Linked DNA regions of Homo sapiens: all the other regions are linked to region 1. The links are chromatin loops, found by intact Hi-C in ENCODE. Cell type or tissue: PC-3. All regions are shown on one strand. Each heading gives the region's core, and the rest is flanking DNA. Links, peaks and the distances in the headings are about the cores only. Region 1 has its middle 23 kb from the start of SIGLEC15. Region 2 overlaps SLC14A1 (solute carrier family 14 member 1 (Kidd blood group)). Region 3 overlaps SLC14A1 (solute carrier family 14 member 1 (Kidd blood group)).

Region 1 (10,680 bases), core at 2,110-7,109:
TCTTTTTCAGGTAAATCAGGGATTTCTTCTTGGTTTGAATCCATTGCTGATGAGCTAGTGTGATTCTTTTGGAGGTATTAACCTTGTTTTGCCATATTACCAGAGTTGGTTTTCTGGTTCCTTCTCATTTGGGTAGGTTCTGTCAGAGGGAAGGTCTACGGCTGAAGTCTGTTGTTCAGATTTTTTTTGTCCCACAGGGTGTTCCCTTGATGTAGAACTCTCTCCCTTTTCCTATGGATGTGGCTTCCTGAGAGCCGAGCTGTAGTGATTGTTTTCTCTCTTTAGGACCTTGCCACCCAGTAAGTCTACCAGGCTCTGGTCTGGTATTGGGAGTTTTCTGCACAGAGTCCTGTGATGTGAACCGTCTGTGGGTCTCTCAGCTGTGGATACCAGCACCTGTTCTAGTGGAGGTGGCAGGGAGGTGAAATGGACTCTGTGAGGGTTCTTAGCTTTGGTGGTTTAATGTAGTATTTTTGTGCTGGTTGGCCTCCTGCCAGGAGGTGGCGCTTTCCAGAGAGCATCAGCTGCAGTAGTATGGGGAAGAACAGGTGGTGGGCAGGGCCCTAGAACTCCCAAGAGTATATGCCCTTTGTCTTCAATTACCAGGGTGGATAGGGAAGGACCATTGTGTGGGGGCAGGGCTAGGCATGTCTAAGCACAGACTCTCCTTGGGCAGGTCTTGCTGCATCTGCTGTGGGGGATGGAGATGAGGCTCCCAGGTCAATGGAGCTATGTTCCTACAAGGATTATAGATGTCTTTACTGTGTCATGCAGGTTGTCAGAGCAGTGCAGGAAAGCCAGCAGTTACAGGTCTCACCCAGCTCCCACATAATCCGAAGGGCTGGTCTCACTTTCACTGTGCCCCCTGCCCCCCGCCTGCCAATAGCACTGAGTCTGTTTCCAGGCAATGGGCGAGCAGGGCTGAGAACTTGCCGCACGATACCTGCCTCCCAGCTGCAGTAGCAAGTATGTCTTTCCTTCTTCCCCTGCCTGTGGAGTCTGCACACCAGATTCATGCCCTCCCCTGAGTTCTGACCAGGAGAGTTCTCCACCAGTTCAAATTGTTTCAAAGTTCAGCTGAAGATGTCCTTCTCTCTGTGGCCTTTTCCCAGTGCCTCTGGCTGCCCTTCTGAAGGATCCCGTGAGGCCAGGCAGAAATGGTTTGCTAGGGGACCCAGCGAGCTCACAAGTCTTTCCTCATTGCTTCCTCTGCCCCTGTATTTTGCTAGGCTCTCTAAATTGACTCGGCTTCAGGTAAGGTCAGAGTCTTCTCCTGTATTAGTCTTCTCCTGTATTCTAGACCTTCAGTTTCCCCAGTTGGGGTGTGGGGGTGGGGAGGTGTGTTCAGGGGCAGACAATGTCCCTTTCCCACTTGTACAGTTTGGGCACTCACAGTATTTGTTGTGTCTCCCAGGCAATCTGCTTCCTTCAGAGGGTCTGTGGGTCCTGTGAGGTTTCCTGATTTATTCCTGCAGTCATTCTGGAGCAAAAATTCATGATGCAAGCCTCCACATGCTGCTCTGTGCGTCTGAGTCAGAACTGCAATCTAGTCCTGCCTCCCGCCCACCATGATCCCCTTATCTTTATATTCTTTTACACTGTTTTCATTTTTCTGTTATCTGAATATATTAATTTATGGTAAAAATAGTTTTCCTTTATATTCAGCTCTTGAAGTATCTGCTTTTCACTACCCCCAAACTAGCTAATTTGGCAAATTAATCCCTGGCAATGGGATACTATTGAGCTGATAAATTTTCCCCTCCCAGATAAGTCGCTAATAATAACCAGTAAGTATAGTGGATTTACAGTGTGCCCAGACTGGGCTAAACTATTTGCTTGTTTAATCTTTATACCAATTTCAAACAGTGAGTTTATTTCCATTTTATAAATAAAAAAGGTAGTTGGTAGCATTATTCAGATCATCTATGTTTCCTGAATTTTTATCTTAATTTTTCTATCAAATGCTGAGAGAAGGATGCTAAAATCTTCAAAACTCTACAAAAATCTATGGTTGTAGAATTGTCTATTTCTTCCTTTAGCTCTATCAATTTTTGTTTTATATATTTTAAAGTGCTGTTGTTAGGCACATGCACATACAAGACTGTTATGTTTTCCCAATGACATTTTAATCATTGTGAAATATCCCTCCTAATCTTTGGTAATACTTCTGTGTTGAATGATCTGGCTTTTTCTGGCATGGCATTGCATATACTTTTGCATCTATTTACTTTCACTCTATCTGTATAATTATATTCAAAGTGGGTCCCATTCACAGCATATCTTTAAATCTTACTTTTGTTTTTAAGCCATTACAACAAGCTCTGCTATTTCTTTTTTTTTAGCTAATTGGAAATTTTTGCCTATTAACATTTAATATTATTCTGATTATATTTTGATACACCATTTTATTTGTTTTCTTTTTTGCCCCTCTGATTTTTGTTCTTCTGTTACTTCTTTCTTGTCTTTTTTTTTTTTTTTACAGAAGCTCTTTATTTTGTTTAAATTTTAGATTTACATAAAAGTTGCAAAAATAGTACAGAGAGTTCCTGTATACCTCTCACCCAGTTTCTGCTGAAGTTAACATCTTACATTATCACAGTACATTCATCACAACTAAGAAACTAACATTAGTACACTACTATTAATTAAGTGCCAGACTTTATTCAGATTTCTTTGTTTCTTCACAAATAACCCCTTTTTCCTGTTTCAGGAGCCAATCTAGGGTACCATATTGCATTTAGTGCCTTTTAGAAATTATTATTTGGACATGTTTTAGAATTCCAGTTTAATTTACATATTAATGTTTTTTCTATATATTATTGTAGTTTTTACCCAATGTCCGCTCTAAGAATCACGATATACATTCTTAACTTTTTATAATCTGATTTGAGTTTACATTGTCCCACTTTGCATAAAATATGCAAACCTTGCAATCGTATAGGTCCTCTTATACCTGCCCCCAGCATTCCTTTGTGTTATGATTACCATATGACATTTATATACATTATGCATCCTACAATGCAAGGTCATAATTTTTGCCTTGAATAGTGATATATATTGGAAAGGAATTAGGCTGGAAAAGCAGTTTTTTCTATTTGCTAGTTTTGATGTTCTTCATGTCTAAAGATCCATATTTTCATTTGATATCATTTATCTTCAGATAAAGAACTTTCTTTAGCATTTCTTATAATAAAGGTCTGCTAGTGATAAATTCTCTTAGTTTTCTTTTATTTGGAAAGTCTTTATTCTGCTTCATATTTGATAGATATTGCTTTTAGTGCTTTGAGAATGTTGGTTCACTGTGTTGGCCTCCATTGCTTCTGATATAAGAAATCAACAGTCATTTGACTCATTATTCTCCTCTGTGTAATGTGCTGTTTTTCTCTGCATGCTTTTGACACTTTGCCATTCATTTGACTCTAATGTGCCCAGGCATGTTTTTCTTTTATTTAACTTGATTGGGATTTGCTGAGCTTCTTAGATTTGTAAATTTATGTCTTTTGCCAAATTTGGGGACTTTTTGGCCATTATTTATTCAAATAATTTTTTTCTACCCCATGTCCTCTGTTCTTCTAGGAGTTCAATTGTAGGTATGTTAGACCTTTCAATACCACCCTTTAGGTACTATCATTTTTATCTCTGTCTTTCAGATTGGATATTTTCTGTTGATCTCTCTTTAGATTCACCTACTCTTTCATCTGTTTTAAAAAATTATGTTAAGCCCCATCCAGTTAATTTTTTAAAATTAGATACTGTATTTTTTAGTTATAGAATTTCCATTTGATTATAATTTTAGGCGTCTCTATTTAGGTGATGATACTAACTATGTTTTAATCATTATAAGCACATTTTTCCTTATGTCATTTAGTATAGTAAGAATTGCCATTTTAAAATAAATTTCTATTAATTTCAATATCTGTGTCATCTTGAGCTTGACTTTTGCCTATTATATTTACTCTTGAGAATACATCACATCTTCCTGTCTCTCAATATGTCAAGAAATTTTGGATTGTACTCTGGATATTGTGAATGTCATATTGTGGAGACTGGATTCAGTTGTATTCTTTCAAAGAGTTTTGAATTTTTCATTTTAATGAGAAATTAACTTGTTATGGTTCAAACTGCAAATTCTGTTTTTTTCTGAGTGGCCCCTCATATCTGCTTTTTGTTCTTTCACCCTTAGATAGGGTGCTTACAATCTCTGCTGTACATGGGTGTTTGGGGGTCAGGCAAAAATTGGGGCAGACTTTATACATGGAATTTGGGATTTTCTTTCTCTGGCTCTCTCCCTTTGAGGATTCTCCCTCACTTTCTAGCAGCTGGGGTTGCCCTCAAACTCTGTCTGCCAGTTCTTCAGGCCAGAAAGATGGTGAGTTTCTTCTCAGTTTTAGCTGCCCCTCAGGACAGTGACTGCAGCTGACCATCAGGCCAAAAGTGGTAAAAACAGGAGAATAACCTCCTACTAACCCTTTCTTCCAAGTGTTAACTTCCCCCTGGAGCCTGCTTGCTGTTGTATACTCTCCAGGGCCTTCAGATAGATTTTGTCCTCTCCCAACCCCTGAGTTTATAGTTGTTATTGGCAGGAAGCTCAGTACAGTAAGCGTTTACTCAGCCATACCAGAAGTGGAACTCGATCCAGATCCTGATTCCTAGCCACTGAGTTGTACTGACTGTCACATAGTAAAATGGCTCTTCTGGCCTCATCCCATATTTTATAAAGGATCATTGCTCTGAGAAATGTCTCAAATGATAGGTTTTCAGATATTATGTAAGGCTGATAATGTCTTTGGAGATAGGGACTTTTCTCAATGCTTTTCAAATTACAATGCCCAGTCCATCTATAGACAAGCACCTCCACCACCACCTCCTTTTTTTCCTATAGAGAAAGTAATGACTCTGTACATAAACAGGAGATACTGACTCATGAAGGGCTAAGCTGGCCTCTGTGAGTGACTCACTATGCCTTAAGAGACTGGGGGAAGGGGCCATGTGGTCAGGCCACCTACTAATGCTGGGTTCTGACTTGACTAGATTTAGAGCAAATTGACCCTGATTTGGGAAAGGTATAAACTTGATTTACCAGGTCATTAGAAGACATTTTCTGTTCACTTTTATTTACCATCAAGAGAGCATGAGATCCTAGGATGTGATTAGAAATGAGCAAATAAATGCAATTTGAATTAAGTCATTCAGTCATGCAGAGTGAGGGTGGGGCAGAAGGTGAGGAGAGGCAGTAGGACAGTGTGGGGAAAGGTATTGGGCACAAGTGGGCCCTGTTGGGCTTAGTCCCCACCTCCTCCCTTCTCTGGGCACTGGGGTGGGGTTGGAAGTTTGGATGTAGCTGGAAAGGACCAGAGACTTTTTTTTTTGTTTTTTGTTTTTGAAATGGAGTCTTGCTCTGTCGCCCAGGCTGGAGTGCAGTGGTGTGGTCTCAGCTCACTGCAATCTCTACCTCCCAGGTTCAGGAGAATCTCCTGCCTCAGCCACCTGAATAGCTGGGACAACAGGTGCATGCCATCATGCCCGGCTAATTTTTGTATTTTATTAGAGATGGGGTTTTGCCATGTTGGCCAGGCTGGTCTTGAACTCCTGACCTCAAATGATCCACCTGCCTCGGCCTCCCAAAGTGCTAGGATTACAGACGTGAGCCACCATGCCTAGCCTGAACCAGAGTCATAAAGATCAGTGCCAGTACTTGTTGTAGCTTCAGTCTTCCCTGACTGGAGAGTGTTGGGGACTTGGATTGTTGTGGGGAGTCTCCAAGGAAGGGCCACTCCATCACATCAGCACTCCACCAAGGGAGGATCACAGGGAACAGGAGGCAAGGCAGGAAGAGCTGGGGGTAGGAGGGAGTGGACACTGCAGGGTGAGGTGCCACAGGACAAAACCATCCTTGCTGCCCCCTGTCAACCCTTCCGCCATCAGAGCTGATGAGGCAGGACCCAGAGAGCCCTCAGAGAGTGTGATAAAGCTCAGCCCTCCCTAGGGTGGGCACTGCTCCTCCCTCTCAGGAGAGCCCTGAAGGGGGTGGATGCCAAAGCTGTCCCCTGGTGGCTGTAACTGCCATCTGAACTCCTACCAGCTGGCCTTCCTTCCTGTGGACTAAGTGGCTTCAGCTGCACACAGTGACCTTCAGGAGGAGAAATGCAGTTTCCTGTACCCCTTCCTCCTGGGAGTGGGACTGTAAGTGATTAAGGGAGTAGGAGAAGGGAAGGAACAGGGGGATTAAAGACTGGGAAAGGAATGGAAGGGAGGGAGGGGAATGAATAAAACTGACAGGAATGACAAGAGGGTGTGTTGTGCAATTGTCACAAATTCTGGGTTGCACACTAAGCTCAGTGCCATCCCTTCTTCCCTGGCACTACCTTCTCCTCCAAGTTTGGGCAGGTCCTTTTCCTGCTGGTTTCCTGTTTCATAACTGTCAAGTTTTGCTCACCAGCACCCTCCATCAAATGTTTAAAAGCCAATTACTGGGAAGGCCAAGGGAGGAGGATTGCTTGAGCTCAGGAGTTCGAGACCAGCCTGGACAACATAGTGAGACCCTGTCTCAAAAAACAAACACACAGGGCCGGATGTGGTGGCTCACGCCTGTAATCCTAGCACTTTGGGAGGCTGAAGTGGGCAGATCACTTGAGGTCAGGAGTTCAAGAACAGCCTGGCCAACGTAGTGAACCTTGTCTCTACTAAAAATACAAAAATTAGCCAGGTGTGGTAGCACGCACCTGTAATCCCAGCTACTTGGGAGGCTAAGGCAGGAGAACTGCTTGAACCCAGGAGGCAGAGGTTGCAGTGAGCTGAGATCGTACCACTGCACTCCAGCCTGGGTGACAAAGCGAGACTCCATCTCAAAAAAACCGAAAAACAACCCCCCATTCAAAACACAAAAACCCAAACACACAAAACAAAAAAATTTAAGAAAGTAGGAGGAAGATGCTTTGGAGTCTATACACCACCTCTTTCAAAAATGCTCACCTGAATTTCCTGCAACCAGTGTTCCCTCCTTCCAAACAGGTATCAAGACGCTCACCTTTTAAGAGGCTTGCCCTAACTGGAGTGCTGGAGTCTGAACTTTCTTTGAACATCGTTTGATCTCAGATGCAGCCAGTCCTGTGCACAGCCTGATGGGATGGAATGTTCAGGATCATCATGTGATTCCCCTGGGTGGCCTAGCTGAGGGACACAAATTTCCCCAGGCAGAGAAGACAGCACAGGAGGAAGAAGCTCCAATATCGAGAGTGAGAGGGCTGCAAATTCGTCAAGAGCTGGCACCTCCAACCAAAAATGTGCAGTTATCGATCAATAAAACCAGCTTTTGTTTTAATTTTTGACTTTTTGATTTTTAGTTTTTTCCTCCCCAGCCATCATGGTGCTGCATGCCCATTGTAGAAATCTGAGAAAATGATAAAGAGGTTGATGAAAACTGTCTATGAAGTTACTACCCACTGTATTTTTCATCTATTTTTTTCTTTTATACCTGAGATAAAATAGTGTATACTATTTTTTTTTTTATTTTTGTGAGAGAGGGTCTTACTGTGTTGCCAAGGCTGGTCTTGAACTCCAGGGTCCTCCTGCCTCAGGCTCCTGAGTAGCTGAGATTACAGGTATGCACCACACGTTCAGCTATCCTATTTATACTGCTTTAAAAACTTAACTCCATGTCAATAGAATTTTCCCATGACATTAAAACTCTGTGGAGGTGGAGCCAAGATGGCCGAATAGCAGCAGCTCCAGTCTACAGCTCCCAGTGTAAGCGATGCAGAAGACGGGTGATTTCTGCATTTCCAACTGAGGTACCGGGTTCATCTCACTGGGGAGTGCTGGACAGTGGGTGGACAGTGGGTGCAGCACACCATGCATGAGCCGAAGCAGGGCGAGGCATCACCTCACCTGGGAAGCGCAAGGGGTCAGGGAATTCCCTTTCCTAGTCAAAGAAAGGGGTGACAGATGGCACCTGGAAAATCGGGTCACTCCCACCCTAATACTGTGCTTTTCCAACGGGCTTAACAAATGGCACACCAGGAGATGATATCCCGCACATGGCTTGGAGGGTCCTATGCCCACGGAGCCTCGCTCATTGCTAGCACAGCAGTCTGAGATCAAACTGCAAGGCAGCAGTGAGCCTGGCTGAGGGTCACCCGCCATTGCTGAGGCTTGAGTAGGTGAACAAAGCGGCCGGGAAACTCGAACTGGGTGGAGCCCAACACAGCTCAAGGAGGCCTGCCTGACTCTGCAGGCTGCACCTCTGGGGGCAGGGCACATACAAACAAAAGTCAGCAGTAACCTCTGCAGACTTAAATGTCCCTGTCTGACAGCTTTGAAGAGAGTAGTCGTTCTCCCAGCACGCAGCTTGAGATCTGAGAACAGGCAGACTGCCTCCTCAAGTGGGTCCCTGACCCCTGAGTAGCCTAACTGGGAGGCACCCCCCAGTAGGGGCGGACTGACACTTCACATGACTGGGTGCACCTCTGAGACAAAACTTCCAGAGGAAGGATCAGGCAGCAGCATTTGCGGTTCTCCAATATCTGCTGTTCTGCAGCCACCGCTGCTGATACCCAGGCAAACAGGGTCTGGAGTGGACGTCCAGCAAACTCCAACAGACCTGCAGCTGAGGGTCCTGACTGTTAGAAGGAAAATTAACAAACAGAAAGGACATCCACACCAAAAACCCATCTGTACGTCACCATCATCAAAGACCAAAGGTAGATAAAACCACAAAGATGGGAAAAAAACAGAGCAGAAAAACCAGAAACTAAAAATCAGAGTGCCTCTCCTCCTCCAAAGGAACGCAGCTCCTCACCAGCAACGGAACAAAGCTGGATGGAGAATGACTTTGACGAGTTGAGAGGAGAAGGCTTCAGAAGATCAAACTACTCTGAGCTAAAGGAGGAAGTTCGAACCAATGGCAAAGAAGTTAAAACGCTTGAAAAAAAATTAGACAAATGGCTAACTAGAATAACCAATGCAGAGAAGTCCTTAAAGGACCTGATGGAGCTGAAAACCACGGCACGAGAACTACGTGACGAATGCACAAGCCTCAGTAGCCGATGTGATCAACTGGAAGAAAGGGTACCAGTGATGGAAGACAAAATGAATGAAATGAAGTGAGAAGAGAAGTTTAGAGAAAAAAGAATAAAAAGTAACGAACAAAGCTTCCAAGAAATATGGGACTATGTGAAAAGACCAAATCTACATCTGATTGGTGTACCTGAAAGTGACGGGGAGAATGGAACCAAATTGGAAAACACTCTGCAGGATATTATCCAGGAGAACTTCCCCAATCTAGCAAGGCAGGCCAACATTCAAATGCAGGAAATACAGAGAATGCCACAAAAATACTCCTCGAGAAGAGCAATTCCAAGACACATAATTGTCAGATTCACCAAAGTTGAAATGAAGGAAAAAATGTTAAGGGCAGCCAGAGAGAAAGGTTAGGTTACTCACAAAGGGAAGCCCATCAGACTAACAGCTGATCTCTCGGCAGAAACTCTACAAGCCAGAAGAGAGTGGGGGCCAATATTCAACATTCTTAAAGAAAAGAATTTTCAACCCAGAATTTCATATCCAGCCAAATTAAGCTTCATAAGTGAAGGAGAAATAAAATACTTTACAGACAAGCAAATGCTGAGAGATTTTGTCACCACCAGGCCTGTCCTAAAAGAGCTACTGAAGGAAGCACTAAACATGGAAAGGAACAACCAGTACCAGCCACTGCAAAAACATGCCAAATTGTAAAGACCGTCAAGCCTAGGAAGAAATTGCATCAACTAACGAGCAAAATAACCAGCTAACATCATAATGACAGGATCGAATTCACACATAACAATATTAACCTTAAATGTAAATGGGCTAAATGCTCCAATTAAAAGACACAGACTGGCAAATTGGATAAAGAGTCAAGACCCATCAGTGTGCTGTATTCAGGAAACCCATCTCACATGCAGAGACACACATAGGCTCAAAATAAAGGGATGAAGGAAGATCTACCAAGCAAGTGGAAAACAAAAAAAGGCAGGTGTTGCAACCCTAGTCTCTGAAAAAACAGACTTTAAATCAACTAAGATCAAAAGAGACAAAGAAGGCCATTACATAATGGTAAAGGGATCAATTCAACAAGAAGAGCTAACTATCCTAAATATATATGCACCCAATACATGAGCACCCAGATTCATAAAGCAAGTCCTGAGTGACCTACAAAGAGACTTAGACTCCCACACAATAATAATGGGAGACTTTAACACCCCACTGTCAACATTAGATGGATCAATGAGACAGAAAGTTAACAAGGATATCCAGGAATTGAACTCAGCTCTGCACCAAGTGGACCTAATAGACATCTACAGAACTCTCCACCCCAAATCAACAGAATATACATTCTTTTCAGCACCACACCACACCTATTCCAAAATTGACCACATAGTTGGAAGTAAAGCACTCCTCAGCTAATGTAAAAGAACAGAAATTATAACAAACTGTCTCTCAGACCACAGTGCAATCAAACTAGAACTCAGGATTAAGAAACTCACTCAAAACCGCTCAACTACATGGAAACTGAACAACCTGCTCCTGAATGACTACTGGGTACATAACGAAATGAAGGCAGAAATAAAGATGTTCTTTGAAACCAACGAGAACAAAGACACAACATACCAGAATCTCTGGGACACATTCAAAGCAGTGTGT
Region 2 (10,680 bases), core at 1,959-6,958, 71 kb after region 1:
GAAAACTTGGGATAAATCCTATTATAGAGGCAGTAAATATTACATAAAGTAAAAAATCAACTCTCAGCTTATTTGGCTTTTGAAAAATTCTACTCTGGGGTTGCTCAGAGTGAGCTATATATTGAGATTTTAAAAATATTTTTGAAGTACTTATGACATACAAAATAAAATATTATCTACATAGTTAAAGTCCCCTTTGTCCCTCCACTTGCTCTTATGTCCCTCCCTCCCCACTAGAGGCAACCCTGATTCTGATTTGGCAGATATTATTTCTTTAATATACCTATTTTTGGAAAAGAGAAACAATCGTTCAAGGATGCAGGTAGTGTGAGCTGGAGGAAAATGATATCACAGTTGGTGGGGCAGAGTGTGTGTCCTTGAGCTGTTGATAAATTGCATGACCTAGGCAAGGCGCATCTCCTTAGCCTCAGAGCCCATAAACTGTGGGGCTGGGCTGCATGGTCCCGAGGTCCCTCATAGGCTCTCACTTGTTGGCCCAATCAAAGAGCCATCACTTAAAGACCAGAACTCCCATTTTCCTGGATTGTGGAAGGGAGCGTGGTGAGCACTTACAGGCTAGGCCTCCTTCCCACGAACCTATTCTTCAGAGCAGGGCCCAAATTACTTCCTGAAGAGTTTAGCTCTACAGGTAGGTCCTCGTCCACACACCCGTGGGTACAGTAAGGGTGGGCATCCCTTCTGCAGACACTGCCCACAGCAGGCTGTGCTTATTTATGTGCATATTAGTATTTTATATTTAACTACAATATAGAAAGAAGGAAATCTTTGTTTCCAGAAAAAGGATGTAAGACATTGTCAACATAAAAACTAGTTTGAAGGATTTGGGTTTGAAAAAAAAGGAATTCAGCAAAAAAATTTTTTCTAAGGGAGACCTGGGGGGCAGGTGGGTAAGGGGGAATTCACGTAGGCACAGTGGTTCTCCCAGCATCATGTGGGAATGCGTTAGAAACGCAAATTCTCGGGCCCCACCCCAGATAGACTGCATCAGAAACCCTGGGGCCGGGGAGCAGATGCCTGTGGTGTAACAAACCCTGCAGGTGATTCTCATATTGCTCAAGTTTGAGAGGCAATGATGGAGGAAGTGGGTCTCAACTTTGGCTATACTTTAGAGTCATCTGGGAAGCTTTAGAAACTCCCAAAGCCCAGGCGCTACCGCAGACCAATGACAGTAGAGTCTTGGGAGGGAGGAGTCAAGTGTATGTGGGGGCCACGTGCATCAGTGTGTTTCTACCAAAAAGACACCTGCACTCGTATCTTCATTGCAGCACTGTTTCCCTTCCCCATGGAAGTGTCAATGTGCAGCCACCTCTGGTTGAGAGGTATTAGTGGATGTGTAGCCAGATCAGACAAAAGGCCAAATAACTGGTTGTAAGGAAATATACATCTTTTAAAATGGTTGTTTCTGTTTCCAATAGACAGAATCTACTGGAATCCAATTTTAAATTTACCATTTTAACTGTTTGTCCTCCTCCTGCTCCTCTTCCTCCTTCTCCTTGCCCTCCTGCTCCTCCTGCTACTCCTCCTCCTTTCCATCCTTCTCCTCCTCCTCCTCCTCCTCACTTAGCCCAAGCAAGGAGGTTCGGAGAACTGGAGTGCGGTGACGCAATCATAGCTCACTGCAGCCCCTAACTCCTGGGCTCAAGTGATCCTTCCCCCTCAGCCTTCTGAATAGTTTGGACTACAAACAAGAACCACCGCACCCGGCTAACCATTTTTAAGTGTGCAGCTCAATGACATTAAGGACAATCACATTGTTGTACAACCATCACCACTATACATTCAGAGAACATATTTCATCTTGCAAAACTGAAACTCTGCCATATAACAACTCCCATTCCCTCCTTCTGCCATGTTTTTTTTTTCAAAAAGGCATTTTGAAAACCAATTGTAACTTACCAAGTCATGGACATAGCACATACAGGGAGTAACAGCCACCAGAAATAGTCTCCCTTGTCCGAAAAGACAGCCATGAGTACTCCCACCAGGGTGGCATTGTAGCCATAGAGCCCAGATGCTATTAATGACCTGTGGGGCAAGAGACACAGCACGGACATTTCCTGGGTGAGCTTTGGTTGCACTTGCACATAAATAACACTAGTAACTTCCAGATCATATTCATATTAAAAAATGAGATTATATTTGGAAATGTATTTCAAAGTCTACGTAAGCATCGTACAAAAACTAATAAAGACATGAAGTGAAATATACATAGATAAAAATATAAATGTGCATTTAGATCAGTGGTCCCCAGCCTTTTTGGCCCCAGGGACAGGTTTCATGGAAGACAATTTTCCATGGATGGGGAATGGGGGATGATTTCGGGATGAAACTGTTCCACCTCAGATTATCAGGCATTAGATTCTCATAAGGAGCAAGCAACCTAGATCCCTCACATGCCCAGTTCATAATGGGGTTCGCACTCTTATGAGAAGCTAATGCTTCTGCTGATCTGACAGGAGGCGGAGCTCAGGTGGAAATGCTCACTCGCCCACCGCTCACCTCCTGCTGTGCGGCCCAGTTCCCAACAGGCCACAGACAGGTACCTGTCTCCAGTGCAGGGGTTGGGGACCCCTGATAGAGAATGACTCCCTCTACAGGTGTCACGGCTAAAGACAGGTCTACAGTGGCTGAGAGGAAAGGGGAGTTTAGTAAGGCAATCTGCTCTGTTTTCTTTTAGCCTTTCCTTTGGAAAGTTATTCTTTTAAATCAAGAGCCTCTGACTTGAAGAGCGCTTTTAGCATATGAAACTGTTGCTTAAGTTTGATTTCTTGGTGAGAGATATAAGATTCCTGAAATGTAAATTCACTTTCACAGTGTCTTTGATCTTATCAACATTAATCTTCCAGGTTAGTATACATTTTTGTGTCCTGATGCTTCTATTTTGTTGTCTCCAAACGCACATTTCAAAGTTATTGCAAAGAAGAACAATTGCTTTTCTCTTACTTGGAGAAGTATCCCATTTAATTATGTGCATGTTGAGCACCCAGTTCTTTCTGAGGTTACTTTTTGCTTAGTATTCAATCTCATTTCTTCCCCGTCTTCTTCTCCTTCTTTAGATTGAGGGGGTACATGTGCAGGTTTGTTACATAGATGTATTGCATGATGCTGACTGAGGTTTGGGCTTCTATTGAACTCGTCACCCAAATAGTGAACAAAGTACCTGATAGGTAGGTTTTCAACACTTGTTTCCCTTCCTCTCCTCTTTTGGAGTCCCAGTTGTCTACTATTTCCATGTCCGTGTTTACCCAGTGTTTAGCTCCTAATTGTAAGTGAAAACGTGTGGTATTTGATTTTCTGTTACTACATTAATTCACTTAGGATATTGGTCTCCAGATACATCCATGCTGCTGCAAAGGACTTGATTTCAATCCTTTTTATGGCTATGTAGTAGTTCGTGTTGTATATGCACCACATATTCTTTATATAATCCACCATTGATGGGCACCTAGATTGATTGACCTGACAAGGCAGGATTCCCACAGCTCTGAGAGTTGGCAACGTCTGGCACCGTGAAAGGCACAGGATCCACTTCCCAAGGGCCTGTCACTCAAGGATGATGTCTGTAGGGGGATGGGGGAGTAAAGATGGTGAAGTGAGTAGGTGAGGCCTAATGCTGGGCTCGAGCAGGAGGTGCTATAGCCAGTGAGCCACACTGCAGGGGCTGGTAAGGGATAGTGTGACAGCTGCTTCTTGGCTTGTTTCTAACTGGGCCAGGAGGCACCATTGCAACAGGCAAGATGATGTCACGTACATTAATCCAGATGAACATTAAATGTGGGGTTCCCTATTCAAAAGTTCTTTGTTTCCCTTAAATAATCCTTGAGGGCAAATGGGAGGTGATACAATTTGCAAAGGTACAACTCAGAGACTGGGACTACACATGACAGTAGAGAGCCATGCAGACTTGTCCTCTCAACAACTGACTTGGAGATGTTAATGCTTGAGTTTGATCAGTGGAAAATTAATGGCAACATCTACAAATTGTGGAATGCCATAGTTAAAGCCACAGGAAGACATATATTTACTTAAAACAGAGAATTTCCATTTTAATGCAGTCTTTTCAGACCAAGGAAAGTAAAACATTTGAAACTAACACATATAAATGACTTGTCTTCTAAATAATATCTGACAAAAAATGAGTTGATCATGTTTCATCAGAGCAAAATCATAAAGGAATATTCAGTATGGCACAATTATAGACTCCATCCCCAAACTGAGGAGACCTTTTCTTGGCATGCATTGGAATAGAGTTTAACCTAAGCTATAAAATCCCCTTCTACAGGGAGCAAATCAGACTCCTTGAAATTGATAGAAAAGTGGAGCATTTGCTAACTCTCTCCCCACGGACCTCTTTAGGCAATTTGCAGCCAGTGTTACAAGAGCTTAGTTGTGTAATGACCACACTGGGGATTGGGATTATGCGTTGATCTCAGACACCTGGAATACTGGTTCCCTCCCTAAAGGAACTGGCTAGTGGGGAGCTATCTACTGCCCTGGTGAGAGTCAGCTCATCACTTCTTCAATGACAGATCAATTTATAAAGTGTGTGCTATTTTTAATCTAATCAATATATCAGAAGACTCACTAAGGCTTCTTAAGTCAGAATCCACTCAATTGGAATTCATGGTTATTCTTTTCTCCAGGAGCTGAGCTGACCTTTGCACTGTCTATGAAGAATGAGTTTCCTAAACTCATCATAGCAACAAGATATAACGGGGGTTATTAAGCCACTAAAACTTTTTCTGAATTCATATGCACTTTTTCCCAAATAGAATGCTGACGACAAATAATTTTATCAATCATTAAAGAAGATCCCTTCAGAACCTCTCCAGGGAAATACTTGTAGCTTAGTTCTGGTTAGCACGTAATGCCACAAGAATCTGGCATCATTTAGACCAGCCATTTATTCAGATATCAAGAGCAAGAGACTGTAACTGATTCCCTGACCTCTGACTAAAAACAAATATAAACAGTTCTGTGGACTAAATGTTGTTTATCCTGGGAAGGATGTGGTTTTATCACTGTTGCCCACAGTAACTGGTCAGCCCCTGTGTCTCAGAAGGGAGCTGAGAAGGCTTGAAAGGGTACACCTACCTGTCCTGGCTGAGCAAGAGGGCCATCAGAGTGGAGACCACTGTTCCCAGCCAGCCAGTGAGAGCCCACCAGGGGTTCTGAACAAGAAGTCCTACCAGAATCAGGATTCCACTGACGGGGTTGTTGACGAACACCACTTGGGATATGCCCCGGAGAATCCAGTCAATGAACTGGAGCACCACGGGTTTGTCTGGAAGGGATGAGGTAAAGCAGAGCTAAGGAAGCTGCCAAGTGATACTCTTCAACCACAGGCCCACCCTGAGCAAAATCAGCAAAACCTCCTGGAAGTGAAACATTTTTGATATTTCTTTAATATTTCTCTCTCAACCCATTGTTGCATTAGTGGCACCCAGATCCCTGAAAGCCTCTATCTACTGTATGCTCAACCCACACTGCCCCTCCTAGAATCTAAGCTCCTGAAAGCATCTAATGCACTTATTTTCATGCTTATAGGTACAAATTCTGAAGCCAAAGGAATAAATTTAAGTTTTAAGTACTGAAACTACAGGATGAAGCCAGGTGCCTTCTAATATGAGCTGGGCCCTGGCTACTGTCTCCATAAGAAAAAAAAATGGAGAGGTTTGCAGGTTAAAAGATAAAAGTAGAAAAATGGTGAGTAAAGAGATCTATAAAAAGTTGGAGAATATAACTAAAGGTATAAGTAGAAGTACCAGGAAACCATTTCCCCCAAAGCTACTTCTCCTGTCTCTCCAAAATGTGAAAGGATAAATACCTTTAAGCTGGTTGGCAAGTTCTTTCATGTCACCGGTGACATAGCCAAGAGCTTTGGGGAAGCACCTTCTCCCTTGACATGGCGAAACCTGGTTTTCACCCCTAACCATAGTGGGGCTGTCCACTCTAACCATAGTGGGGCTGTCCTCCATGGCTATCTCTTCCTCTGGCTCCTTGAGGGAAGGACAGAGCTTATAAGTATCCCTAAGGCAGAGCCCTCCAGATTAGCCAGCTTTGGGCCTGGTTACAGTAGAAGATCTGGACCACTATGTTCCATAGAACTAAGAGAGCACCATTTTCCTTCTGAAACACCACCACAGAGCTTATTAGCCAAACCCAAATCCCACAGTACCTTTGCCATCAGTGTCTGTAATGCTACCATGAGAATGTTCTGGTCTTTAATTTCATAAGGTGCAGTGTCTGGTCCAACAAACATTTACTAAGCGTGTATTTCTTGCACTTAAGGAGTTCAGTCTAGTTGAGAAGACTGAAAAACAGTTAATGTTAACAGAATGAGTCAAATCACGTAGAAAGAGCTGAAATTAAGTACGTTAGCTCCATGCTGTCAATTAAGGAGCAAGAAACCAGGTTATGGAATGGCCTGCTCACCAATGCAGGCTGATCAGCTACTTGCCAAGACAGGTAGCCTTTTTAAATTACATTTTTATTTTATAAAAAGTTTTGTTTTTAAAAGATTGAAAGGGAAGAAATTTTTAAAATTGTGTGTGTTGACACGGTCTCCCCACCCTCTGCAAGTCCAAGATGGCTTGAATTTGTCCTTATGTCATGTGACTGCCTCAGATACTCTTTACTTTTGGAATTTGTTATTTAAATATGTAAAACCAGGCAAGAAGGATATTTCATCAAGGTAGAGAAACTGGGAAAGATGGAATTGGACAAAGCTGTTGAAAACCAAAGAGCTGTAATCTAAGGATTGTATGATAGAAAAATGTGCAGGGCATAATTATAGGAAACATGTCTCTGGAACGTATGAACACTATAACCATGACTGTGTTCACTATGAGACCATTCACTTCTCATGATAAGTAGCTGCAAGAAAGCACCAATATCACCAGAATTTGGTACCTTGAAGACAAAAATGATGATTTCATTGTGCTGATGGTAGATAAAAAAGAATAGCAGTGGCATAATCCCAGAGGCAGGCTGAGGGAGGAAGCCAATGGCAAAACCACCTTGAGTGTGCAAGAACAGCCAACAGCACAGCCAGGTCAATTGGGAAGCAGGGAAACGCCAAAATCATCAGACCCTGGAAGGCATAATTGTGGAATGTTGAAGCCACAGCCACATAAGACACTACCAAAGAAACACTGAAAGCCCACATAGAGAAACCAGCCTGTCTTCTCTGTGTTGCCAGGCTGTGATCAAATGGTCCTCATGGATATTTCTGGCCCCATCATTGTTCCATTTACCATAGCTAACAAATAGCAATGAACAGATACTAAGTTATACCTATTAAAAAAAGTTGAACTCTAGCTTTGGCTTCTATTAATCCCAGTAAAGAAATCAATATGGGTAACTGATTTATTGGTAGCAATTACATTTCAATTGTATTACCTCACTGCCCAACTAACCATTCTGCTTTTTAAACAATGCCAAACTATTAATCTTTACACAAAAAAGCAGCTTTTTATACAATGCATTCCAGACCAAGGTCATTTTATCTCGGTAAAACAATGTTAGATACCAACATCTGTGTGACTTGCAATGAATCTTGGAGGTCAGGAACCAAAATTAAGTCCATATGGAGCTGAGTTGGCTCCATAGTTAAAGATAAAAAACCGTATGAATAATTAAGCACTTATGAAAAAGTACTTCTATTTCATAATCTAAGTGGTGGCTGTCATTTATTTTCAGATTATCTCCCTCTTCAAATTTCATAGCTGAACATATTGCTTGATAAGCCCATGCCTCTGCTGTAGTGACCCATTTTCAAAGCCATACCAACTTATGGGAGGCATCAGGCTTCAGCTCAGGCAAGGACAAGCAGCCCAAAGAGATAAATGCCTTGAGTTTCTGGAACTGAATCTATAAAACCCTAAGGTGGCAGCATCAAATGAAAACACTCAAGTGGCATTTTCCATCAACTCCCAAAGCAGGAACATGGACCATTTCAGAATAAACAAATTCATGTTCTCAAAATTCCCAGCATATATTTATTTATTTTAGAGGGCTTGAAATATCCCATCACCTCAGAGATTTTGGAGATACAGATTCGAAACCTGATAATAGAACTGGCCAGACGTGATTGAGAGCCTGAGCGGCCCGAGTCTCCTGTTGAGCCACCCAAAGTTAAGTAAAGATTAAACTAGTTTTCTCCAAATCGACAGCCCAACATATAGAAGACTTATTGCCATTTGTGAATCTAATTTCAACATAATTGGGATGGGTTGTAGGGCTAGGATGTCCTGCAGAGAGGGGTCTTCTCATGACCTGGGCAGACAGTTGCTGCTATTTTAGAGTCCCCAGGAACCATTTATTCTGAACAGCTGAACCCTTCTAGAGCCCCTGGGAGACCTGACTCCTTGCTCCAGAAGTCAGGCATGAGAACCACTTAGGAGAAATACGAAACTTACAGTTGTAGTTGGCCTAGAATTTTGCCATGCTAAAATATTTGCATTTCTTAGGGAACTTTAAGAGTCCTTACATCCTAACTGGGAAGACAAGGCAAGGCTATGCAGCCAGGACCTTCTGCTAATGTTCAAACATCTTAGCCCCAGTGAAGCAGGCCATTAATTTCAACTAAGAAGAAGGGACAATAAGTAAAAGGCACTCTAATAAAATAGACACAGGGTAAACGTAAAACCCCAGGTGACTTATCCCCAGCTTTTCCATGGCTGTCAAAACTTCTCAGCTCAATGGTCTAGCCTCTAAACCAAGGTGAGCGCCATGGGGCTTTTTGGACCAAGATCCCTGTGCCTTTGGCTTAGCTCACAGCCAACCCCCACTTCCCAGGCTCTGCCCGGAAAAGATACACCAGAGTTTGGAGCAGGCTCCCAGGTTCCCCGAGCCAGAGGCTGCACGAAGGAAGCATACCTGTTCCTGCGACCCATCTGCCAGGGCCAAGCTTAGCCGGGCGATGCCTCTGCGCGCTGCGTCACCAGCTTTAGTTCCAAAAGGGTCCTTCCAAACAGGACCATGACGGGCGTCACCAGCGCCGCCAATCAAAGACCGTCCATTCATCCTTACTTTTTCTCAATACATGACAAAGGGCAAAAATATGTGAATCAGCATGACGTGTGCCCTAGCTCTAATGACCACGCAAAAGGCAAGCTGAGGGGGGCTGGAGCGCGCCCACTGGGTTCCTGGTGAGGGAAGATGTGGCCCCACATGGGAGACCGCTAATGAAGAAGGAGGACTTTGCCTTCACCAAAGAGCTCTCAGTGGGCAGAAAGACAGCAGCTGACTATGGAAATTTGATGTTCATTTACTTTGCTTAAAAAAAAAATAACGGGAAGCCATCCTACACAGGGACCAATGCCCAGATTTTGTTCTGCTGCGTGTCTCTGCTGTTGGATCTGAGGTTGCTTCTTCCAGAGGGGGAGGAGGGGGTTCATGTTCTGACACGTTTGGGGGCAGATTGTGAGGGCTGCATCTTGGGGACCAACACCAAAGCAACAGGTTGCCCCACAGCAGTTTCCCTTGGCCTTGTTTATGAAATGTGAGAAGAAGGATGCATGATGTGGGCTCTGTTTTCTGTAATAAGATACTAGCCACGCTTTGTAAGCATTCACAAGCTGCCTTTAAGAGACTCCTAAATGGTATTTTTTTTTCCTGTGCCACCACATCCAGCTGTGTTTATTTTAATTTATTTTATTTTTTTTTAGAGACAAAGTCTCATTGTATTGTCCAGGCTGGTTTTGAATTCCTGGCCTCAAGTGATCCTCCCACCTTAGCCTCCCAAAACACTGGGATTACAGGCATAAGTCATCATGCCAGGCCAAGAACTCTTAAATTTTGAACATCACTTTGTTAATAATAAACAGTTTTTAGTTGAATTCCACAAATGTGGCAGCTTTTTATAAATTTTCTTTTTCCTTTTTAAAACTTCCATTGCATCCAAGAATATCACTCTTTTACCAGAAGTTCCAGTTGTGTGTGTGGTATTTCTCTTTTTCTCCCCCTGTTGTTTATTCTGTTTTTACTTTCTTCTTCTGGCTTGGCCTAAAACCTGAAAACCTACCCTTTACCAGAATGACTCAGAAAAATCCACAATTTTAGGAAACACTTCTGACATGTCTCAGGTAAAAATTGTGTGTGTGCATGCATGTGTGTATATTTACCTATAGTAAACTAGCTGGCTAGTTCTGTACCACACTGATGTGCCTGCATGTTGCATTATGAATATTTTTATTTGATAAAGAACAAATGGTTAAGAAACCCAGTGGTAGGGCTCTCATGTTATATAAAGCTAAAAACAAAGAAATAAGAAACAATGAAGAATGAAAAAAGAGACAAGCAGGGGTTGTCACATTTTCTCAGTGTAGACAGCGTCTCCTTCTGCCCCTGCCTGGCACCGGCCTTTCCTCTACCACCAAAATCACACACCTTGGAGAACCCCTTCCTTGAGCTCAACATCAATATTTTCCTAGAACCAAGAGAAATTTGAGAGCTAGGTAGGATTTTAGAGACCACGTAGTTCAAGCCTTCATTTTATAGAAGAGAAAACCAAGGATCAGAGTGGGCATCATCCAGATTCACTCAGTACGTGGCAGGCAGACTGGGTCTTATGGAATAGGTCAGCTCTGGTGGTTCTTAATTTTTCAGTCTTGGGCCAGGCACATTAATGCCACCCAAGGTTCGGTTCAAGTCAAC
Region 3 (10,680 bases), core at 2,498-7,497, 52 kb after region 1:
TGAGGGACTTAATTTTAGCCAGGTTTCCTGGCACTGTGCCAACTTTTCTCTGCGTTTCAGTTCTTCCCCCTCTAGTCCTTGCCTGTCATTGTAATATAATTCAAAGCTTTGATGGGCTAGGATCCAATGGACCCAACCCAAACAGGAAACTGGCTTCCTCATTGTTTATTTGAAACCTATTTTAAACCATGAACCAGAAAATGTTGGACACTTGTTTTCAGACTTCATTGAGCTGTAACTGAATTGAACCTCAACTATTTCCGGTGGGGCTTCCGACATGGAATGATTTATAAGCCGTAACTGTTAGATCAAGAGAACTAATTAGAACATGAATTGACCCTAAGTTTTCGTTACCTGAGCATGATCACGTCTCATCCTTTGCTTAGAATCTTGTTAGTTAGAGGTTATACAACCTTGTATGAGTCTGGGGTATCCCAAAATACTCTGGGAATATTCCAGCAAGTATTCCACAAAGAATCTCTTGTGTAAAAGGTCTTGGTCTAGATTTCTGTTCCAAACCCCTTTGTGAATCTCACAATAGACAGTCTAACCTATCACTATGTCTCTCTCTTGTGTGGGCACATAGGAACTACATGCTATATGGTGGTACTATATACCACTGTAGCAGCCATGTTGGCTGCCTGTCCAATTGCCATTCCTCTTGCTTTTGCTCCAATATGGCAGAGTTCACCTGTTACAAGAGAAGCTACATACCAGATGCCTACTTTCTCAGATTTTTTAGGCAGCCATGAATGGCCATACAACCCAGTTCTGCCAAAAAGACACAAGTGAAATTATTTTAGAGGAGCTTCTAAGAAAGACTTCCCTCCCTGATAAAGAAGAGAAACATGAGAGAATGGCCCTCTTGCAACTCTATTTGCCCCCCTTCTTCTTGATGTGGTTGTGATGTTTGTAACCAGGGCAGCCATGTTGTAACAATGAGGCTACAAGCTCTAGGATGAAAGTGGAGCCTTCTGAGGATGCTGAGAATGATGAGGAAGATGGAAAGAAATTGCACCCCTTGGTGACATCATTGAGCACAAAATCTGGAACTTCCTACTTTTAGGAATGAAATTCCTGTTGTTTTAACCACTTTCTGTCAGGTATTTTGTTACTTGCAGGCAAAGGCATCCTAACTGTTATGGATGCCTGGTACTTAATGATATATTACTGTCTTCGTTTTTTAGAAGAAAGAGGTCACTGGCATACTCTTCCCTCAAACTTGTTAACTGGTTGTCTCTTACTCATTATCATCACTGCACTATATTATATTACTCCTTTACTTGTCAGTTCACCTCATAAAGTTTTTGTGAGGGAAGAGACTATGGCCGTCTGGTTCACTATTGTAGTCACAGTTCCTGTTATGTAGTAAACAGTCATTCAATAAATGGATGAATGGGGGCTATCAAGGAGGTGGAACCCTCAGCCCTTGGCTAACTATTTCCTGGAGGTGAGAGAATGAGGTCAAGGATGGCATCCTGTTTCTGGCTTTCCCATTCGGGTGGAAGGTGCTACCTTTCTCCATGAGTCAACATGGGAGGGAGAGAAGAATAGTTGAAGAAGATGAGTTTTGTCCTGGATATGTTGAGTTTGAGGAAGTGCTTTTGGAACAGTCCCTGTAGGGAGTTGAAGATAAGCTCTGGATTGAAGCATGAGAAGGATGGGATTGGCGAGGAAGAGTGTGCAGCATGAGAGGAGAAGTGATCCTTCAGTGCTCCATCGATGGTGTGGCACCACCATTCACCTTGTAGCCCAAGCTACAAATCAGGAAGCCATCCTTGACACCTCCCCCTCCCTCACCCTGCAAATCAACTCATCACAGAGTTCTGGTGATTCTGCCTCCTGTCTCTCATATCCATGAACGTCTCTCCATCACCACTGAAGTCCAAGCCACCATCACTTCTCTCCTGCACTACTGCAATGGCCTCCCAGTTGGCTTGCTGAATTCACTCCAGCACCCTTTCATTCACCATAATCCAGCCACAGCAATCTTCTCACTCCTTGAAAGCACCAATCTCCTTGTTTCAAGGCCTTTATCCACAAGTTTCCCTTTGCCAAGGGTACTGTTCCCTCCACACTCCACCTTCCTCCACCTCCTGCCTATTCCTTAGATCTCTGCCTAAACCTCCCTTCCTCAGTGTGGACACATGTGTTTTTACCCTGTAAGACAAGTCTACATAGGAAGCCAAATAGCTTGTGAGTACAGGATTGGACAAGGAGCATTAGTTGCTTGGTCTATATAGTTCAGTTTACTAAACCATAATACCCCAGTGCCATTTCCGCCACAGAGCTCACCCTTGACACCTGTCCCACCCCAAGTTCCAATATTGAAGACCCCCTTCCTAGGTTTTCCTCTTCCTGAGCCTCAGTGGTTGACTTGCTACCCCATCAGGTGGACCTAAGCTTGCTTTAGATATGTTCACACCTACCAGGTTAATATTAAATAAGATTAGGTCAGTCCTGGGAGCAATTTTCTCTTTTAGGTGACTTTGCACATGTCTGATCTGATTTACTGCATCTACTTTATAGTTTAAGAGCTGTGAAAGCAGCTATACTTATATTTCATTCTTTAAAAGTCTATTATTTACTATATTCATTTATTAAGCCTTAAATTCCTTCAGGATCTGCATTGCTGATTGCTTTAGCCAGTGGCACTCTACAGCCTTGAAGCTATAAGCCCTCCTAATGGTCTGGGAGTTGTCAATGCAGATTAAAGAAGAAGATGAAACTAAAGAGTGAAGCCTTTTGGAAGGAACTAGTTACATAAGGAGAAAGGCTGAAAACAGTCCTGTGCCTGAAATCTTATCTTATGTTTACTAACCACAAAAATATTCTTGCAAAATTGTTAATAAGAAGCCTCCTTAGAAATTCCTGGTTTCTTGTAAAACTTAGCTTTGATCTTGACATATTCCGTGCTAATCCTGTATCATGGGTAACAGGCAAGTTGGCCCCTTTAGCTCCTAAAGGTATAGAGTGTCCTTAGCATAAGAGCCTCACAACCTGTCGTTTCTACCCCAGATAAAAGAAGACATAGAATGCCCAGATCCCTCTGGAGAATTTATTTGAATTTACCTTGAAACCATAGGTAGGAGAAGTTTTGTTATGACAGAGGGCACTTCAATAGGGAGACCCCACTATGGCTTCTTTAGTTTCCTTTTAGGGCTGCTTTGAAACTTATCATTCAAACTTGTTGAAGTAAATTTCTCATCTTACCATATTTTCTTTCAAATCTGCCAACTGTGGTGAAAGGGTGTGGAAGAGAAGTGCTTCTGTGGAAGAGACAAGCATGGCTGTGGCTTCAGCCTCAGGGGATAACATTCTGACAAGTGGCTGGTCCTAGAGAGCTGACCCCTGAGGCATGCTGTGGCCCAGGGTCAGCCCTGATGGTGGTGCCCAGGGCCTGTCTGGGAATGCATAGAAGTGGCTCTTGGGATATTGATCTCAAAGTGTTAGGAGCATGTCCTGAACAACTGTCCTCAGTTATTCATTCTCATCCAGGAGTTGAAAGAATAATGGATAGTTGAGAGGATACCCAAGGGGATGGGCCTGCCAATCTGAAATTGAAAAGGGTTTACTCAACTATACATCTGGTGCTATTACCAAGTGTAAGAAAGGAATAAGGATTCTAGCACGTGCAACATAAGCGATACCTACTTATGCCTGTGATTGTTCATATACATGATGGCTATAAATGGCACATTATACAAAACTGAGCTGTGAGCATAATTTATTCATGTACTTGCATAGAAATTTGTTATACAGACATTAGGAAAAAGTATAAGTGCTCCCTGCAAATATTCAATTTTAGGAAAATAGTAACAAAAATAGCTTGAGAAAATTAATATCATTTAAATTCGACAATGTACAATGTTCCCATTTACAGATTTGTGTGAGCACAAGAAGCTCCTGCATGGTAGATCCCTGTTCTGAAGATCGACTCGGGTCCATTTTAGAGGCCTCTGGTTCTCTCAGCCACAGCCTAGATTCTTCACTGCTGATGATCTTTGGTTATGCTTGCTTTTTTTTCCCCACAATTCTTCTTTCACACGTTCCCTAACAAGAAAGGGTTCAGTTCAAACACTGAAAATTGAGCTTCTCCACAGCAATATCCATAAACCTATGACAGTTGCAAATTCATAGTTCCAAAGGCTTTGGTCACTGGGTTTTAAAATTGGAACGATATGTTTGCTTGCTTGGTTTCCTGAGAAAAGGAAGAAGTGAGCTTCTCCCTAAAATATTTGTAGGTTTACTTCCCTATTTCTGTTTATTCATTCAGCAAAATGTATATTGTGCACTGAGCACTGCAAACTAGAAGTGGAAAAAATCTTCAGGATTCCTACGTTTCACTTTCCAACCTCCAAAATACTACACGATACACACTGAAGTGGAAAGTAAATGAACATGACTTCCTTTTTAAATTAATTAATTAATTAATTAATTAATTTTTTTGAGATAGGGTCTTGCTCGGTCACACAGGCTGGAGTGCAGTGACATGATCATATAGCTCACTGCAGCCTCGAACTTCTGTGCACAAGCGATCTTTCCACCTCAGCCTCCTGAGTAGCTGCTGCAGATGTGTGCTGCTACACCTGGCTAATGTTACTATTTTTATTTTTTAAGAGATGGAGTCTTGCTATGTTGCCCAAGCTGGTCTTGAACTCCTGGGCTCAAGAGATCCTTTTACCTCCATCTCCCAAAGTGCTGGGATTACAGGTGTGAGCCAGTCCCTGAACGTGACTTCTGTTGCTGTCTTCAGTATGTTTGGTTACAGAGACTTTACGGAACTGATAACTTTAAAATTAAAGAGAGGAAAACAGGGGAATCCTTACCTGTTTTGTTTTGTTTTGTTTTGTTTTGTTTTTGTTTTTGTTTGTTTTTTTTTTTTTTTGAGAGACACAGTTTCACTCTTGTCGCCCAGGTTGGAGTGCAGTGGTGCAATCTTAGCTCACTGCAGCCTCCTCCTCCTGGGCTCAAGTCATTTTCCCACCTCAGCCTCCCAAGTAGCTGGAACTACAGGCACCCACCACCATGCCTGGCTAATTTTTGTATTTTTTGTAGATACAGGGTTTCACCATGCTGCCCAGGCTGGTCTTGAACTCCTGGGTTCAAGCAATCTGCCCGCCTGGGCTCCCCAAAGTGCTGGGATTACAGGCGTGAGCCACCGCACTCAGCCCTTTATTTCTTTTTGGTGGTTCAAATGCCATTGATTTCTGAGAGAGAATATTGTGAGTGTGCAAAAAATAATGAGCTTTTTTAAATTAAGGAATTCAACAACTTATAAAAATAACACCCGTAAGCAATCTGACCTTTGCCTTCAGTCTTTATAAGACATCCTCAAATGAATAAAAAATATGATTTTAAAGAGCCCTTTGGAGGTTGGTAACAATTCTATGCATTTGTGGCATTTACAAAATCAATTTAGGGGTTAAAGTAAAAATGCCTAAGCTGAGTATTTCATAAATACAGTAAGTAACTTTTCTTTAATATGTAAGAACAGGTTAAGCCAGGAACTTCTCCTATTTTATCTCATTTAAAACAGATCATTTTTCATAAGGAAAAATAATCTCTACCTAAAAAATCCTTTGCAATCTCTGAGAAAAGTTGCAATACAGAATAATTTTGATTGACAAAATTCCTTTCTCCCTCTTGCAGTCCTGTCAGTCTGAAAAACCCCAACATTGTCCCATGAGAGAATGTCACACACACAAGGGATAGGGTGCAGGCCATTGTTTGCAGGAAGTGGGGACTGAGCTCTGCTGTCAGCTTGCACCTCTGTGATACAGATTCTGGCTATAATGTGTAACTTGCATTGATTTAAAAAAAAAGCCAAGCTGCTTATCACAGAATTCTGGATTAACTTCGATTTTGTGACTGTGAATTCCATAAGGCTTAGTTGGTTTATGGGGTTTAATTTTTAATACTGTTAACATCATCGAGCCAGCTAAACACCAAGAATATCAATAAATACTAATAGTTTGTTTTCACTTCCTCCTTCTGTTGGAGCACTTTGACTTTATATACATTCCAGTCTTAGTGCCAAGGCCCCATTGGGGTTTCAAATTCCATACCAGAGCACATCACCTGGATGTGACTCTCATATGCTCAAGGATATTCCTGGAGTTGAAAGGAAAATACAAAATGAGCATAAGAACAGATTACAGACGCGTCAGTATGAAAGTTGATACTCGTGAAAAACAGCAGTTTGCTGAGACCCTGGAAGTTAGCTGGAGCAGTCAGGCAGAAATGACTCGTGACCATGGCTGCAAATGGGGCTTGTTCTCACAAAGGGCTTTCCACCATTCTTTTCTTGGCTTGCAGGTAGAAGATGCGGTTTTCTTCAGGATAAGTAACTTTACTGAGGGGCATCTTGTAGATGTTGGAATTTTTTGTGGTCATGATGAGGAACAATAGCGTGGCCAAACAGAAGGGCCAGGTACAAGCTGGCAATCCAACCTGGGGAAGAAGAGAAAGCCACACGCTCCTTTCAGATCCCATCTGACAGCTGAGCTGCACAAGGCATCCCCCTCTACTTGCATTCAGCCCAGGGGGATGAACCACTGGGGGCATTGCTCTGGATTCTGTGCATGCTCGTGGAGACTGAATTTACAATCTCAGGGCATTGAGTTGTTGGAATGTTGACATCCATTCTTTAGGGCAGCCACTTATGTCTCTATCTTGTATGTCTTTCTCTCCCTCTCATATATTCAGACTTCCTGCACCAGATGTGCCAAGAGAACATTTGACAGAGATGACACTTGCAAACTGCAAATGGCCCCTGACCAGTCTTCATGTCCACAAGGCCTTCTCTGATTAGTCCAGCCCACAGTGACCTCTCTGACCTTGACTTCTGCCTGGTCTAGATCTTAGACTTGACTTGCTTTGTTTCTTTCCATTCTGTCTCCCAAATAGACTCTAAGTTCCTTGAGGGTAGGTCCTCTTTGTGCTGCTCATGGAAACTCACACAATTCTGAGCATACACCATTGGTTAGCTCTGACCTGATGCATGGACCTCCCTGGGGTGTGATGGAGTGTAGGGGTACCCTAATCTGACTGCACATCAGAATCATCTGGGGGAGTTAAAAAAAAACACAGATGTTCAAGCATCATACAAGACCTACTCTATCAGAAATACCAAAGGACAGGGCCTAAGGCTCCATATTTTTCTGTCTTCCTAGCTGACTCTGGTGTGCAGCTTGCCCATTTGGGTCCTGGGACTGATGCCTGTGAATCTTCTTTGTTGACATGTGAAGGGCCCCATGTGCTCTGATGTACTCTCCATCATGCATGTGTGTAATGGGACTTTGGCTTTCCACCAGAAAGACACTGTGTCTCCTTAAGGACCCTCCCAGATAAAATCTCCATGCTGCTGCCAAAAGGGCTAGATACTGCCTTGACTCCTTAGCAGCCATGACCACATCAACATGGACTAAGCTATCAGAAACCGGCCCTGCATCACCTGCAATGGAATATCTGGCTTTCTGTTTAAGTAAAAGATATCCTAAAGTCTACTTCTTATCACTTAGAGTTAGACTCTGAACTTGATAATATGTTATACAACCTACGTTTCATTTTTTTTTAAACCAAGCAATCTGATACTTGTAACAACTGGGTGATTGTGGTTTGGACTAAAGTTTGCTGTGATGCTGAAAGAAAGGCCAGGGAGCTCCAGGAGAAGGGAGAGCAGTGCTTCTCATGGTCATGGATCCTGCCACTGGATGCCAGCCCAGTGGACTTCAGGAGCATTTCCCATATAGTTGTAAGCTGGTCAATTACGCTAATGAAAAGTGAGACTAAAGCAAACTCACCTCAGCCATAAAGTTTGCCATGCCGACTCCAAGATAGGCCGTGAACAGGGCTACAGAAAAAAAAAGGAGGGAAAGAACAATGCTTCGTAGATGCACTTTTAATCACAGGAAAGGCTGCCTTCCAATATAAATCACCTGGAATGCACAGTGCCCTGATTACAAGCATGAGCCTAAAGTCAGCAGTCCTGGGTTCAAATCCTGGCTCCATCACTTAGGAGCTCCATGGGCTCTGTTTTAAGCCTCCATTTCCTCACCTGTACAATGGAAGTAAGAGGAATATATTTTTCATGGTGTTGGTGTGAGGATGAAAGGAAATAATGCATGTGTTTAGCACACAGTAAGTGCTCAATAAAGGTAGTTTTTTTATGGTTACTATTTTGTTGTTATTGCTAATACTTAAGGGAAAGGCCTTCCATGGCAAATAAATTTCTCTGATGTTTTATCCAAGCATAGCTGAATTAAAATGAAACCTATGAATGTTTCTTGAGATAGCATCTAGGATTCTCATATTAATGAATTGAATTCACAGCTACAAAAAATCATAGTGCTTGCTTTGGCAGCCTGTGTACTAAAAACCAAAACAAAACCATGTTTACAAAATAAGAAGGAAAGAACTCAGAGAACAGCAGGAACTGAACACAAACTTGAGATTCCTCCCCTTGATAACATCTTCTCCAATACCATTAAAATCAATGAATAAACGTCTTTTTTTTTATTTTTTATTTTTTTTGGAGATGGAGTCTCACTCAGTCGCCCAGGCTGGAGGGCACTGGCGTGATCTCTGCTCACTGCAAGCTCCGCCTCCTGGGTTCACGCCATTCTCCTGCCTCAGCCTCCCGAGTAGCTGGGACTACAGGTGCCCACCACTACGCCCAGCTAATTTTTTTTTTTTTGTATTGTTAGTAGAGACGGGGTTTCACCATGTTAACCAGGATGGTCTCAATCTCCTGACCTTGTCATCTGCCCGTCTCGGCCTCCCAAAGTGCTGGGATTACAGGCATGAGCCACCGCGCCCAGCCAACGTCTTATGTTTTTATTTGCTTTGAGTGGCCAAAAAATTGTAGAATCAGTAATTCGAGTATATGGGTGACTTTCAGTGTAAAACAACAAAAGCAAAGATCTCAACCAGCTAATTATCTATTCCTCAGTTTTGGTTGAAGAGAAGGCTCACAGAGGCTCAGGGAAGCCCTCAGGTTTCATGGGGACAGCCTGAAGAATGACCTTCATATAATGGCCACACAGCCACTTGGGCCACCGGAGCTCACCGTGAGACACACTCACCATCTCGTCTTCATGTCTGGTACGTCAGCTATCTTGGTGTGTGGGGATGTGGCAGACATGGTGGGAGAGGCTCTGTGATCCTCATTTACTTTACCATAGACTTCTGTCCTTTTACCAATATTTTGTCTTTTTATCCTGGTGTTTCTTATTCAATAGTATATCAAATTCTTTCACGTATGAATTGTCTCACACTAGTGGGAAAGGCTGGTCTTTGGAAACAGTACTGGTTTCAAATCCCAGCTCTGCCATTTTATTTGTTGTATAACAAATCACTGTCTTGGAATCTAGTTTCATCATCTGTAAAAAGGCACCTTGAAGATCTGCCTTACTGGGAGGTGAAGAATCTCAAATGAGAGCTTGTATTTCCATAAACACAGCTGTAAATGCATCTCTTTCACCATGGGACTGAGCTACTGCTCTGAGCAGAAGGGTGCTCATGGCTTGGCTTAGAAGGGTTTCTCTCCTTGGTTACACCAATTTCATTCATTGTTGAAATTTAATCAATTAATTTAACAACTATTCATTGGCCCTCTGCCAAGCACTGGGGCCCTCTGTCCCTGATCTCTTGAGTGCCCCCTCTACCACAACACCACCCCTGAGCACATGAGGCCTTGTTGCTTTCTCTCTTTTTAAAATATCCATTACACTTCTAAGGCTCACTTTTGGCACGTTTACGTCTCATACTGTTATGCTGCTGTGAAGTGATCTCCAATTCAAAGTTGCTTTTCTCTCCATAGTACAAGTGATAGATTATTTAATGGTAGGTATGTCAATTAAGACTCGCCAAGTAGGACCGGGAAAGCCTTACAGTAGAGGCGCAATTCTGCACAGCATCATCAGTTTGTAGGCAATGACCCTGACAGCATTCTTGGTAGCTGAGGGAAGAAAAGGCCCTTGAGTACTGAAGGGGAAACTGGATTTCAGCTCCTCCTGGATAGTGTCCCTTCCAATGGACTGCCACAGGTGAGTCCCACTGCGATAACCCAACCATTGGGAAGAGATACACAATATGTTTACACTCTCCACTGGTAAAACAACAACATTGAGATGTTCTCTGGCCACGCAGTTGCTCTGGCTTAGAGGCCAGAAAGACAGCAGTGCCAGGTTCTGTCAGAGTTTCCTGAGTCCACTTCCTGATAAAGCCACTGGGGACTGATAAAAAAACAGCTCTGTAATAAATGTCTGTCACTTATTTATGTTGGCTAAGAGGGTTGGTCTTTTGTTTGGCAGTATCAGGGTGATGTGGACAAGCTGAAACTTGCTGTGGCATTTTACATGTGAGATTTGCTTTCCAAGGGGGGCTGGAGATCTGTCTCAAAAATCCATGCACAGAGATTTAAAAGTCTGATTGTACCTTGTGGGGGCCCAGTGGGCACTCTCACACACTGCTGGCAGCAGTGGAAACTGGTATGGCTCTTTTGGAGATGAAGTTGGCATCCACTGAAATCAAAATTGGCATTCCCTTTAACCCATCAATTTAGCTTCTTGAAAAGAAGGTGAATCTTCTTTCTTACAGAAATGCTTGTACAAAGTACACAAGGACATTTGTACCAAAAATATTCATTTCAGGACTCTTTGTAATGATTTCAAACTA

What was found. A loop is a pair of places that touch in the nucleus more often than their neighbours do. Peaks named below come from ENCODE experiments on the same cell type or tissue, not always from the same donor. Only the 100,000 strongest peaks of a DNase experiment are listed, where the experiment ranks them.
Region 2: a loop joins it to region 1, with 4 times the contacts of the local background. A loop is called at or near these places in 4 of 110 quality-filtered maps.
Region 3: it touches region 1 in a loop (4-fold over the local background); 4 of 110 quality-filtered maps call a loop at or near these places.

Annotation. Positions count from the first base shown.
Region 1 is chr18:45,797,222-45,807,901 of GRCh38, reverse strand. It overlaps a transcript of EPG5 not described here. Among named protein-coding and RNA genes, the nearest start is that of SIGLEC15, 23 kb to the left of the region's middle. RefSeq lists an enhancer at 1,181-1,682. In PC-3, for the core only: no CTCF peak of the experiment used is centred there; DNase peaks (open chromatin) are centred at 4,601 and 5,021; H3K4me3 peaks cover 294 bases; H3K27ac peaks cover 3,694 bases.
Region 2 is chr18:45,725,640-45,736,319 of GRCh38, reverse strand. It overlaps SLC14A1 (solute carrier family 14 member 1 (Kidd blood group)), which reads right to left. Exons shown (of 10, transcript NM_015865.7): 3 at 5,849-6,020; 4 at 5,116-5,305; 5 at 1,918-2,046. The coding sequence starts at 5,999. All of the region lies in intron 6 of LOC105372093 (a long non-coding RNA gene), which reads left to right. Among named protein-coding and RNA genes, the nearest start is that of SLC14A1, 6.8 kb to the right of the region's middle. In PC-3, for the core only: no CTCF peak of the experiment used is centred there; a DNase peak (open chromatin) is centred at 4,989; H3K27ac peaks cover 1,143 bases.
Region 3 is chr18:45,745,551-45,756,230 of GRCh38, reverse strand. SLC14A1 (solute carrier family 14 member 1 (Kidd blood group)) reads right to left here. Exons shown (of 10, transcript NM_015865.7): 9 at 7,806-7,855; 10 at 3,711-6,453. The coding sequence ends at 6,280. LOC105372093 (a long non-coding RNA gene) reads left to right here. Exons shown (of 10, transcript XR_935423.3): 5 at 8,954-9,105. Among named protein-coding and RNA genes, the nearest start is that of SLC14A1, 27 kb to the right of the region's middle. In PC-3, for the core only: no CTCF peak of the experiment used is centred there; no DNase peak of the experiment used is centred there; H3K27ac peaks cover 1,679 bases.